2 separate regions of the Homo sapiens genome follow, and region 1 is linked to region 2. The links are chromatin contacts, found by POLR2A ChIA-PET in ENCODE. All regions are on one chromosome and are shown on one strand. Each heading gives the region's core, a stretch centred on a gene start or an enhancer-like site at or near the end of the contact. The rest is flanking DNA. Distances are from core to core; before and after follow the strand shown. Region 1 overlaps RAP1GAP (RAP1 GTPase activating protein). Region 2 overlaps ECE1 (endothelin converting enzyme 1).

Evidence for each region. ChIA-PET counts read pairs that join two places held with the same protein, here RNA polymerase II (POLR2A).
Region 1: POLR2A ChIA-PET joins it to region 2 with 16 read pairs in PC-9. The contact joins two enhancer-like sites. POLR2A ChIA-PET finds 5 or more read pairs at or near these places in 2 of 52 experiments (PC-9 and activated CD4-positive, alpha-beta T cell).

What each region holds. Positions count from the first base shown.
Region 1 is chr1:21,635,510-21,641,178 of GRCh38, reverse strand. The region is part of intron 2 of RAP1GAP (RAP1 GTPase activating protein); the gene reads left to right. Among named protein-coding and RNA genes, the nearest start is that of RAP1GAP, 31 kb to the left of the region's middle. RefSeq lists an enhancer at 708-1,537. Within about 2 kb of position 2,343, at least 12 of the 41 ENCODE cell types and tissues checked have a DNase peak (open chromatin) inside an H3K27ac peak, as active enhancers do.
Region 2 is chr1:21,236,406-21,241,996 of GRCh38, reverse strand. It overlaps ECE1 (endothelin converting enzyme 1), which reads left to right. Exons shown (of 19, transcript NM_001397.3): 11 at 3,753-3,863; 12 at 5,153-5,251. Among named protein-coding and RNA genes, the nearest start is that of ECE1, 51 kb to the left of the region's middle. Within about 2 kb of position 4,101, at least 7 of the 41 ENCODE cell types and tissues checked have a DNase peak (open chromatin) inside an H3K27ac peak, as active enhancers do.

The DNA of each region.
Region 1 (5,669 bases), core at 1,094-3,593, 400 kb before region 2:
GGAGGCCGAGGTGGGTGGATCACCAGAGGTCAGGAGTTTGAGACCAGCCTGGCCAACATGGTGAAACCCTATCTTTACTAAAAATACAAAAAAAAAAAAAAAAATTAGCTGGGCGTAGTGGTGCATGCCTGTGATCCCAGCTACTCAGGAGACTGAGGCAGGAGAATCGCTTGAACCCAGGAGGTGGAGATTACCATGAGCCGAGATCACACCACCGCACTCCAGCCTGGCCAACAGAGCAAGGCTCCATCCCACACACACACAAAAAATAACTGCTGCCCACAAGACAGGCCCGGTGGGGTGGTGGGGAGTGTGGGCAGCCATGGAAGACCAGGCTTGGCTTGAGTCTCAAGTGAGCTGGGCTGTGCAGGCAGGAGGCTGGGCTCCAACCTGTAGGAGCAGGCAGGGGTGGAGCTCACTGCAGGGCAGAGTCAGGCCTCCAGCCTGGAGCCCACCTGACTGGATCTACCTGGCGCAAAGACCCTGGACCTATTTTAGTCGGGGGTAAGGGAACTGCTGCTTGTTCTCCCCTCACCCCAGCCAGCCTAGGCACTGGCCCCAGGTTGCCTTGGCCTTTCCCAGCCCAGCTGCCTGCAGGCTGAGGAAAGGTTCTTTGAGATGACCCATTACATGTACACACACACATATTTCCCTACTCACACTCATAGACTTGACCCTTGTAGAGACAGCTTCATCATGAACATAGAGGCACAGACATACACATTCATTCATGCAGCAGATCAGACCCAAACAGACCCAGGCATGACCTGAAGAAACCCCATTTCTAGCAGGAGAGACTGACAGTGGCTTAATGGTCACACCATGAAATGTGCAAACGCAACAGGTAAATCCATGAAGGCCCAAGACAGGCTTCTGGGAAAGCTGGTCAGGTTCGGAGCAGCTTCTCCTGGTCTGGGGAGGGGGCTCTGGAAGACTGAATACAGACATAGCACCTGAAATGTGATCCAAGCGGACGGGAAGGGGGTAACAGGCAGGGGGCACAGCGTGTGCAGTGGCCTGGAGGTGGGAAGGAGCACCTCGGGTTTGAGGAGCGGAAAGGAGTCTGGAGAAGGAGGAAAGAAGCCCTGGATGAGGCCAGAGACAGTGGGCGGGTGGGAGGGGGGCCGGGGATGGGGAGCAGACACGCAGGGCCTCGTGGGCCACGTGAGGCGGGCGTCTGGATCCTGCTTGCGGCGGGAAGCCATTGGGGCCTTCTAGGCAGGTGGGTGGTGTGATCAGATCCAAACATGCGACACAAGCGCTTTCCCTCCCACACCCATTCACGCTCCTGCCGGGGCCTCCCATCTCCATTCTCACCCACAGAGTCACACACACCCTCTCGCACCACCAGGCAGAGCTGCGGAACACCCGGTGCCGACTCCCAGGAAAAGTGTCAGACGCTGCCCCGCCCACCGGCTGAGTCTGTGCGGCAGGGCCCTGGGGTCCAGCCAGGGTGGATCCTTGCTCACTCCACATCCGCACAGATGTGCCTGTGCCCCCCGCCTGCCCCCACAGGAGTGAGGTCATAACTCTTCTCTACACGTGCAAGGTGGCTTCTAGCTTAGGACGTACTTTCACGTGCATTCTCTCATTTAATGCTCTCAGCAGCCCTGCAGGGAGAAATTCTCAACACCATTTTATAGCCGAGGAAACAGAGGCTGAGAGAGGTGAAGGGACTCTCCCTAGGCCACACAGCTAGAGCTTGGCACAGGCAGGATTTGAACTCAGTTCCGTTTGACTTTCAGGTCTTGTTCTCTGGCCCATCCAGACTCAGACACACTCAGGTGTGACTGTCACCTTTCCAGGCTGTCACTGAGAAGGTGACAAGTGACCTTCAATGCCAAATCCATCCACAAACAGGTTGATCAACACAGAAAGTTATTTAGAGCTCCAGGGAAGGGCCTGGGCTGGGACGTGCCCACCTGCCTGGTGACCCTGAGGCTTCTGGGGGTAGTGCCAGGGGTGGGGCTGGGCACCTGCCAGCCTGGGGCAGCTCAGGGCATGGAGCCCGCGCTAGGAGCAGAGCCTACATTTGCATTTACAAATGAAGTAGACAGCCCTGTCCCCACACATGCTAACCCGGCTGGCCTGGCTTGCAGGACGTGACAGCTGAAGTCACAGGGCACATCCCTGGGCCCAGCTGCCTGGGCCACTTCTGTGCTGCCTCTGCTCTTCCCTGACCCTCGGAGCAGGTTGTCTAATGCCTAATGTAGGGGAAAGAGTGTGGGCTTGGGAGCCAGCCAGAATGGGGGTGCAACCCAGCTCTGTGACGCCTGGCTCAGGGACATTGGTCATGGTGTTTAGTCTCTTTTCGTGTCAGCTTCTCCCCCTTGGAATAAGGGGTGAGTCATACCTCCCTCTCAAGGTGATGGAAAAGGGTAAAGCAGTCAGGTGCTCAGGGAGCTGAGTCATAGTGAGTGCTCAGCTCTCTAAAATCTTTAATTTTTTTCTGATTACACAAATACTAAGTGTTCATTATAAACATCCAAACCGTGCAGAAAAGTATTTGCCACAGAAAGCAGAAGTTCCTAGTGGTCCTGCTTCTCAGAGATAAGCCATGTAAACTTTCTTTTTGTTTTTGTTTTTGTTTAAAGAGAAAGAGGACGGACAGACAGACACAGCCCAACTGGGCTTCATCCCACTCAAAATTCTGAGGGCTTTTGGGCCTCAGGGTCCCATACGCAGCAAGCCCCTTTTCTCTCTCTCTTTTTTTTTTTTTTTTGAGACAGAGTCTTGCTCTGTCGCCCAGGCTGGAGTGCAGTGGTGCAATCTTGGTTCACTGCAACCTCTGCCTCCTGGGTTCAAGCGATTCTCCTGCCTCAGCCTCTTGAGTAGCTGGGATTACAAGCATGCGCTACCATGTCCGGCTGATTTTGTATTTTTAATAGAGATGGGGTTTCACCATGTTGGTCAGGCTGGTCTGAAACTCCTGACCTCAAGTGATCCACCTGACTTGGCCTCCCAAAGTGCTGAGATTATAGGTGTGAGCCACCATGCCCGGCCTTTTTTTCTTTTCTTTTTTTTTTTTTTAATAGGATCTTGCTCTGTTACTCAGGCTGAAGTACAGTGGTGCAATGTTGGCCCACTGAAGCCTCAACCTCTCAGGCTCAATCAGTCTTCCCACCTCAGCCTCCTGAGTAGCTGGGACTACAGGCATGCACCACCATACCCGGCTAATTTTTGTGGTTTTTTTTTTTTTTTTTTTTGGTAGAGATGGGGTTTTGCTATGTTGCCCAGGATGGTCTTGAACTCCTGGCTCCAAGAGATCCGCCTGCCTTGGCCTCCCAAAGTGCTAGGATTACAGGCGTGAACCACCACTCCCGGCCAGCCATGTAAACTTTGACATGTAATTTTAAATTTTTACAAATGAGATTTTTGTTGTGTGCAGCCCGCTTTATTCACTTAACAATATGCCTCAAACCCCCTTTTCCATCAAGACTAAAGACCTTCTTTGTCATTGCTGTATAGTATTCCATGGTTTGATATATTTAACTAATCTCCTTGTAATGGACATTGAAGTGGCGTCCAGATGTTTGCGGTTGCAAACCCTGCTTCATGACTTTTTTGTTCATATATCTTTATGCATTGGTGTTATATTTCTGGAGAATAAATGCCTAGAAATGGGGTTGCTGGACCAAAGAATATGCACATTTTAACATCCATTGCCTCTGCCCTCAGTTACAGGGATCCTAGAGTCATCAAGAGGCAAAGAATTCCAGATGTGGGGCTGGATGCAGTGGCTCACTCCTGTAATCCCAGCACTTTGGGAGGCTGAGGCAGGTGGATCACTTGGATCCAGGAGTTCAGACCAGCTTGGGCAACATGGTGAAACCCTGTCTCTACAAAAAAAAAAAATTAGCCGGATGTGGTGGCATGCACCTGTGGTCCCAGCTACTTGGGAGGCTGAGGTGGGAGGCTTGCTGGAGCCCAGGAGGCAGAAGTTGGAATGAGCTGAGATCTCACCACTGCACTCCACCCTGGGCGACAAAGTGAGACCCTGCCCCCAACCACCACCAAAAAAAAAAAAAAAAAAGAAAAAAAAGAATTTCAAATGTGGGAGGCACCTTGAGGTCCTCCAGTCAAACCCCCCACCGCTCCTCCCGTTCCCACACCTTCAGATCTCCCTGGCTGCACCTCTGAGAAGCTCACTCTGCCTTTGCTTGATGCAGAGCTCGGTACCTTACATGGCAGGTTGCTCAGGTTGCTTTCCCTTCCTCCCTCCCTCCCTCCCTTCCTCCCTCCCTCCCTCCCTCCCTCCCTCCCTTCCTTCCTTCCCTCCTTCCTTCCTTCTTTCCTTCCTTCCTTTTCCCTCCTCCTCCTCCTCCTCCTTCTTCTTCTTCTTCCTTTCTCTCTCTTTCTTTCTTTCTATTTGAGATGGAATTTTGCTCTTGTTGCCCAGGCTGGAGTGCAATGGCATGATCTCGGCTCACTGCAACCTCCATCTCCCGGGTTCAAGTGATTCTCCTGCCTCAGCCTCCCGGGTAGCTGGGATTACAGGCGTGCGCTACCACACCCGGCTAATTTTTGTATTTTTAGTAGAGATGGGGTTTCTCCACGTTGGTCAGGCTGGTCTCAAACTCCCGACCTCAGGTGATCCGCCTGCCTCAGCCTCCCAGAGTGCTGGGATTATAGGCATGAGCCACCATGCCCTGCCTAGGTTGCTTTACTCTTGGGCAGCTGTGTTTGTCCCATCGTTTCTACCTTCTCACAACTTCCACCTAGGAGTCTTGTCTCAGTCCTCAGGCACCTACAGAGGAAGGAAGAAAGGAAGGAAGAGAAGGGAAGGCCAAGAAATGCTCATGGTGAATGTTAAGCACTTTACACCAATGAACTCATTTAACCCTCAGAGGTCAGCACTGCTATCCCCATTTTATAGATGAGGAAGCTGAGGTTCATAGTGGTTAAGTAACTTGTCCAAGGTCACACAGCTGTTATGTGGCAGAGTTAGGATTCGCACTCAAGGATCTGGCTCCAGAGCCCACACTGACGCTACACTGCCTCTCTAGGCAGGAGCCTGTAATTTATTGAGCACCTACTGTGTCCTCAGCTCTAGGCTAGTCAGGTTGTCCATATAATACCTAATTTATTCCACACAACAACCCTGCAAAGTTGGTGTTACTCTCCCATTTTGTAGCTGAGGAAACTGAGGCTCAGAGAAGAGAAGCGACTTAGAAGAGTCTAAGGTCCTCTCCACTGGGAAAGCCCTCCTTCAGGGTTCTGCTTCCAACCAATCCTTGGTGAACTCAGTTTCCAGTTTCTCATCCTCCCATTCGTCCTCTGTAGGATGAGAGAGCCGGCCTGAGACCCAATTTTTAGTAGAGAAACTGAGGCTTGGAGAGGTTATGGTGACTTAATCCTGCACACACTGTGATCTGGGGGCAGAGCTAGGGCTTCCCCATGTCACCTTTGGTTAGGAGATGGTGACCTTGTCTATCCCCGTGGGGGTTTCGCCTTGGCCTGGGTGGTCACCCCGCCTGGGGAGTTGTGAGGGGCAGGGACTTCTGCTCACCAGACTGGCCTGGAGCCTATGAGGCAGCAACCCCAGCCCCAGCTAGGGCTGGTGCAGAGCGGGAGGAAAGGATTAAGCAAGGCCTCAGTGCTGGGGGACTCACTGTCTAGGCAGTGAAGCCAGAGGCTCCTCAGGAACAGTCCAGGCAGGTATCTTTGGG
Region 2 (5,591 bases), core at 2,852-5,351:
ATTACAGTGAGGAAGAGGTTAAAAAAAAAATTGCAGCCAGGTCAGGGTGGAGGAGGCTGCCTGGCTGCTCTTCATCTTCCCAGACCTGACTCATAGATCTCCTGCAAGATGCAGGCTTCCTGACCGGTCAGATCGATCAGACCCTCGCTCCTTTTGGAGATTTTCTCACCATCCTGTAGTACTTCCAGGACTTCGTGACCTGTAGGCAGAGAGCGTGGCCTCTTTGAAGGAAGACATTGGAGCCGGACTTTCTGAGTTCAAATTCCACCTCAGGCCGGGTGCGGTGGCTCATGCCTGTAATCCCAGCACTTTTGGGAGGCCAAGGCTGGTGGGATCACCTGAGGCCAGGAGTTCAAGACCACCCTGGCCAACACGGCAAAAGCCCGCCTCTACTAAAACTACAAAAAATAGCCAGGTGTAGTGACACACACCTGTAATCCCAGCTACATGGGAGGCTGAGGCAGGAGAATTGCTTGAACCTAGGAAGCAGAGGTTGCAGTGAGCCGGTATCACACCACTGCACTCCAACCTGATAGACGGAGCAAGACTGCATCTCAAAAAAAAAAAAAAAAACACCTCAACCACTTACTCCCTGGGTGATCCCTTTGGCCAAGTGATTTAACCTCTCTGTGCCACAGTTTTTTATCTGCAAAAAGAAACAGACTGGGTGCGGTGGCTCACACCTATAATCCTAGCACTTTGGGAGGCTGAGGCGGGCAGATCACCTGATGTCAGGAGTTCGAGACCAGACTGGCCAACATGGCGAAACCTTGTGTCTACTAAAAATACAAAAATTACCGGGGGTAGTGGTGGGCACCTGTAATCCCAGCTACTCGGGAGGCTGAGGCAGGAGAATCTTACTGTGAGCAGTATATGCAGTAGGGCCCGCTCTCACTCCACTGCTACACTTCACTGTGATTACTGCTGTGGATGGTGCAATTACATGTCTGTTTCTCTCACTGGATGTTCTGGGCATTTCAGTTGAGACCCAGGAGTACAGGCTCACTGTTGATTCATCTCTAGCTTCGAAAGACCTAGCACAGTCAGGATGCAGGGCAACTGCTCACAGAACGCTGGATGCGTAAATGAATGAAAGCTCGTGTGAAGGAATGGGTTTATCCAGAGAATCTCCAGAGAAGACGACACATAAGAAAGTCTGTCTGTGATTCAGCCCTCACAGCCTGGAGCCTCCACGGAGCTTCAAATTAGAGTCCCCCTCGTCCTGACATCCTGTGTGGTCGGCCTCGGCCAGACACAGACCATGTGTCCAGCTTTGGGCTTCTCAGCCGAGGGAGGGTAGGCGCGGGAGGGAGGGAAAGGCTGAGGGCAAGGCATCCAAATGGACACGTAGTTGGGAAAACTAAAAAGAACATGGGTAAGAAGAAGAGTGGCCCTTCCTTTCTTTCTTGCCTAGAAGGAATTTTTGTAGCTAAGGCATAATTTACATACAATAAAAATGCAGTGTACATTAAGTATTCAGTTCAGTGAGTTTTTGGTTTGGTTTGGTTTTGAGACAGAGTCTTATTCTGTCACCCAGGCTGGAGTGCTGTGGTATGATCTCAGCTCACTGCAACCTCCATCCCCAGGGTTCAAGCGATTCTTGTGCCTCAGCCTCCCGAGTAGCTGGGGTTACAGGTGCCTACCACCACACCCGGCTAATTTTTGTATTTTTAATAGAGATGGAGTTTCACCGTGTTGGCCAGGGTGGTCTCGAACTCCTGACCTCAGGGGATCCACCCACCTCAGCCATCCAAAGTGCTGGGATTACAGGTGTGAGCCACCATCCCGGCCTTTTTTGTTTGTTTGTTGTTTGTTTTTGTTTTCAATTGAGACAGTCTCGCTCTGTCACCCAGGCTGGAGTGCAGTGGCCTGATCTTGGCTCACTGCAACCTCCGCCTCCCAGGTTACAGCTATTCTCCTGCCTCAGCCTTCTGAGTAGCTGGGATTACAGGCATGTGCCACCACGCCTGGCTAATTTTTGTATTTTTGGTAGAAACAGGGTTTCACCATGTTGGCCAGGCTGGTCTTGAACTCCTGACCTCAAGTGATCCACTTGCCTCGGCCTCCCGAAGTGCTGGGATTACAGGCATGAGCCACCACACTTGGCCTCAATGAGTTTGACCAATGAAGTCACCCATGTAACCATCACCACAGTCAAGATAGAGAATATCCCCTTCTGCCTTGGGCATAGCATGCTAAAAAAAAAAAAAAGAAAGAAAAAAATGTATAAAAAATTTTAGAAAGATAGAGAACATTCCCATCATCCATTTGTCCAGCGCCCTCTGAGCAGCAGGTACCCTCATGCCCCTTTCCTGTCAGCCCCCAGCCCCCAAGGCTGGTGCAGCTGGGTGTGGACGGAATTATACACGATGTGCCTGGCTGCTTTTGCTCAGCTTGAGTCTGTGGAATTTATCCATGCTGTCGTATATATCAGTAGCTAGTTCATTCCTTTTTGTTGCCAAGTAGTATGTTGCTGTATAAAAATACCACATTTTGTTGATCCGTCTGCCTGCTGATGGGCATTTTGGCTGTTGTCAGTTTAGGGCCATGATGAATCAGACTGCCCTGAGCGTGGGTGGTTGTTAACCACCTGTTCTTTGGGGTTAAGAGGACATCACTTCCTCTGTCGTACGAGGGATTTATGTGAGCAGGGCCACCACACGTGGTCATATATACTGTCCACAGAGGGATGCCTGGCCGGGGAGTGACTGGGGCTGACATTAGCCCAGCACGCGTCCCTGGGCCATGCCCAGGAGGTTGCAGCCCACAGACGCCTATTTCCGGTTTGCACAGAGGGGTTGTATGGACTGTTGGGGCTTGTAGGCAAGACCAAGAAAGAATCAAGGCATTGCAATCCCGCGGTGAGCCAGGTGTGGTGGCTCACGCCTGTAATCTCAGCACTCTGGGAAGTCAAGGCAGGTGGATCACTTGAGCCCAAGAGTTCTAGACCAGCCTGGGCAACATAGTGGGATGATGTCTCCACAAAAAAAAAAAAAAATTTTTAAATAGAAAAAATTAGCCAGGCATAGTGGCCTGCACCTGTTGTCCCAGCTACTCGGGAGGCTAAGGTGGGAAGATCACTTGAGCCTGGGAGGTCGAGGCTGCAGTGAGCTGTGTGATCGCACCACTGCACTCCAGCCTAGGTGACAGAGCGAGACCCTGCCAAAAAAAAAGAAAAAAAGAAAAAAGTCCTGCGGTGTTGCTGTGGTGTTCTCATTTGAGGAGATCTTCAATGGCATTGGAGCCCTGGCCCTGGGGCAGTTTTTTCTGTGACTCAGGGTAGACCAGTCACTCTCCACCGCTCTTTGCCTCCAGGACTCCTGCTCTTCCCAGGAGGCAGGACGAGATGGGGGTAGGTAGGAGCATAGGATGTGGAGTCAGGCACGTCTCAGTTCTCATTCCAACAACACTTGTCACTCGTGGGGCACCCTGGGCCAGCAGCTGCTCCGTGCCGAGTGTGTTTCCCCATCAGTCAAACGGCTTGTAAGCCCCGAGGGTCATTGAATGGCTCAACGGGACACTATTTGTGAAGTCCCAGCACAGAGCCTGGCATTCAGGAAATGGCAGGGGGTGGGAGTGAGGGTATCAGTGGCCTCTTGGTCCGGTGACTAAAATAACTTTACTGGGTCGGAAAGCTCTCCCTGAACTTCCAGAACAAAGCATGGGCCCCACATGGTGCTACCTCCCAGCAAGAAAGGGGTTGGGAAACAAAGGGCTGGGGCCCAGCGAGCCCCCTGACTTGTGTTTTCCAGACCTGTCTTCCTCGCTGGAAGTTTTGCGTGAGTGACACAGAAAACAACCTGGGCTTTGCGTTGGGCCCCATGTTTGTCAAAGCAACCTTCGCCGAGGACAGCAAGAGCATAGTAAGTGCCTTCCCCGTGGACACAGGCTGTGAGGTCACACTTGTTGTGGCCTGCACAGACCTGCCAGTTCACACTCCAGCCCACCCTGGGCCTTTCCTGCTCCTGGGCAGGGGACCTTAGGGCCACAGCCTCAATGCAGAGGCTTCACTTCCTCGAGCCCTGGGTAATGGGAGTCTCACGAGGGCAGCTCTTCAGTGCCAGGCCCTTATCTGCACGAGCTCATGTGATCCTCCCAGCAGCCTGCAAGGCTGTGACAGCCATCCCCACCTCCAAGGGCTGTGAACGACCCAGAGAGAATGTTGGCAGAACAGCTCTGGCCCAGAGGGTGACATTTTTCTTATTTTGTGGGTGACAGGTTTGTTCTAGACAGGCAGAGGAGTGCCATGGCAGAGCGCCTTGGAGACAGCCCGGCCTAAGCTCAGATCCTGGCCTCACCGCTGGTCGGGTGGCCTGGGACAGTTCTTACATCATCTGCAATGTGGAGACGGGGGCATTCCTCCCACAGAGAGAGATTAAATGAGATGCCACACACTGGGCACCGGCATACAATAAGGGTTCAGCTAATGGGAGTGGTCATTTTATTGTTACAATCTTGATGACAAATAGTATTCATTATGTAGCTGTCATCTGCAGCCGGAGGTGAGCCAACCGCAATTCAAATCCATTACAGTGACTGGCCTGTGAGCAGCTGGGCAGGGTCTGAGTTGGGGTCTGCTGGCCCCTCTGCTCTTGTTGCCGCACAGCTCTGCCTTCCCCTTCTCTAGAACCTTCAACTTTCCATCTTCGAGCTTGTCTGCTCATGACATTGTCTCCCTCAAGAACACCTGTCTATATCCAGCCTGAGCATGGTATTTCCGAAGCTGCTCCTCGGAACATGAGTACTCTAGATCTTAAAGCCCGCTCCATCAAAAAGGAATGCTGTGGTCCAATAAGGCAATAAGGCTGGGAGAGGCTGTGTCTTCTCCCCTCTCTGGAAGAATCACGGTGCCTATTATTACCATATTAAAGGCTCTGAAAAGTACCACAGCAGAGACTTTTCCAACTTTCCCGAAGCTCATCCTAAGCTTATTGGAGCATGGAGCCCTGTGTGTGGAAGGCCAGTCCTGTCTTGCAGGGTGTTCACGTTAGGAGCGTGGTTTGGAAGCACAGCTGTGGCTCCCCTTCTCACCCAGCCTGACGCTTGGAAAATTGAGTTTAATCTCTGGCCATCATTGTTCTGCACGGGGTGCCTGTTGCATTTACCTGAGACCAGTGCGCAGACCTTACTGCTGTGATGTGTATCTCCTCAGGCCACCGAGATCATCCTGGAGATTAAGAAGGCATTTGAGGAAAGCCTGAGCACCCTGAAGTGGATGGATGAGGAAACCCGAAAATCAGCCAAGGAAAAGGTGAGGCTGGCCAGGCACTTGGAGGGGGTGCTGCGGCGTCCAGCACAGATAGAGGAGGGTGGGGGAAGGAGAGGCCGGTTTTTTTGTTTGTTTTTTGAGGCAGAGTTTCGTTCTTGTTACCCAGGCTGGAGTGCTATGGTGCGATCTTGGCTCACCGCAACCTCCGCCTCCCGGGTTCAAGCGATTCTCCCACCTCAGCCTCCCGAGCAGCTGGGATTACAGGCGTGCGCCACCACGCTCGGTTAATTTTGTATTTTTAGTAGAGATGGGGTTTCTCCATGTGGGTCAGGTTGGTCTCAAACTCCCGACCTCAGGTGATCGACCCGCCTTGGCCTGCCAA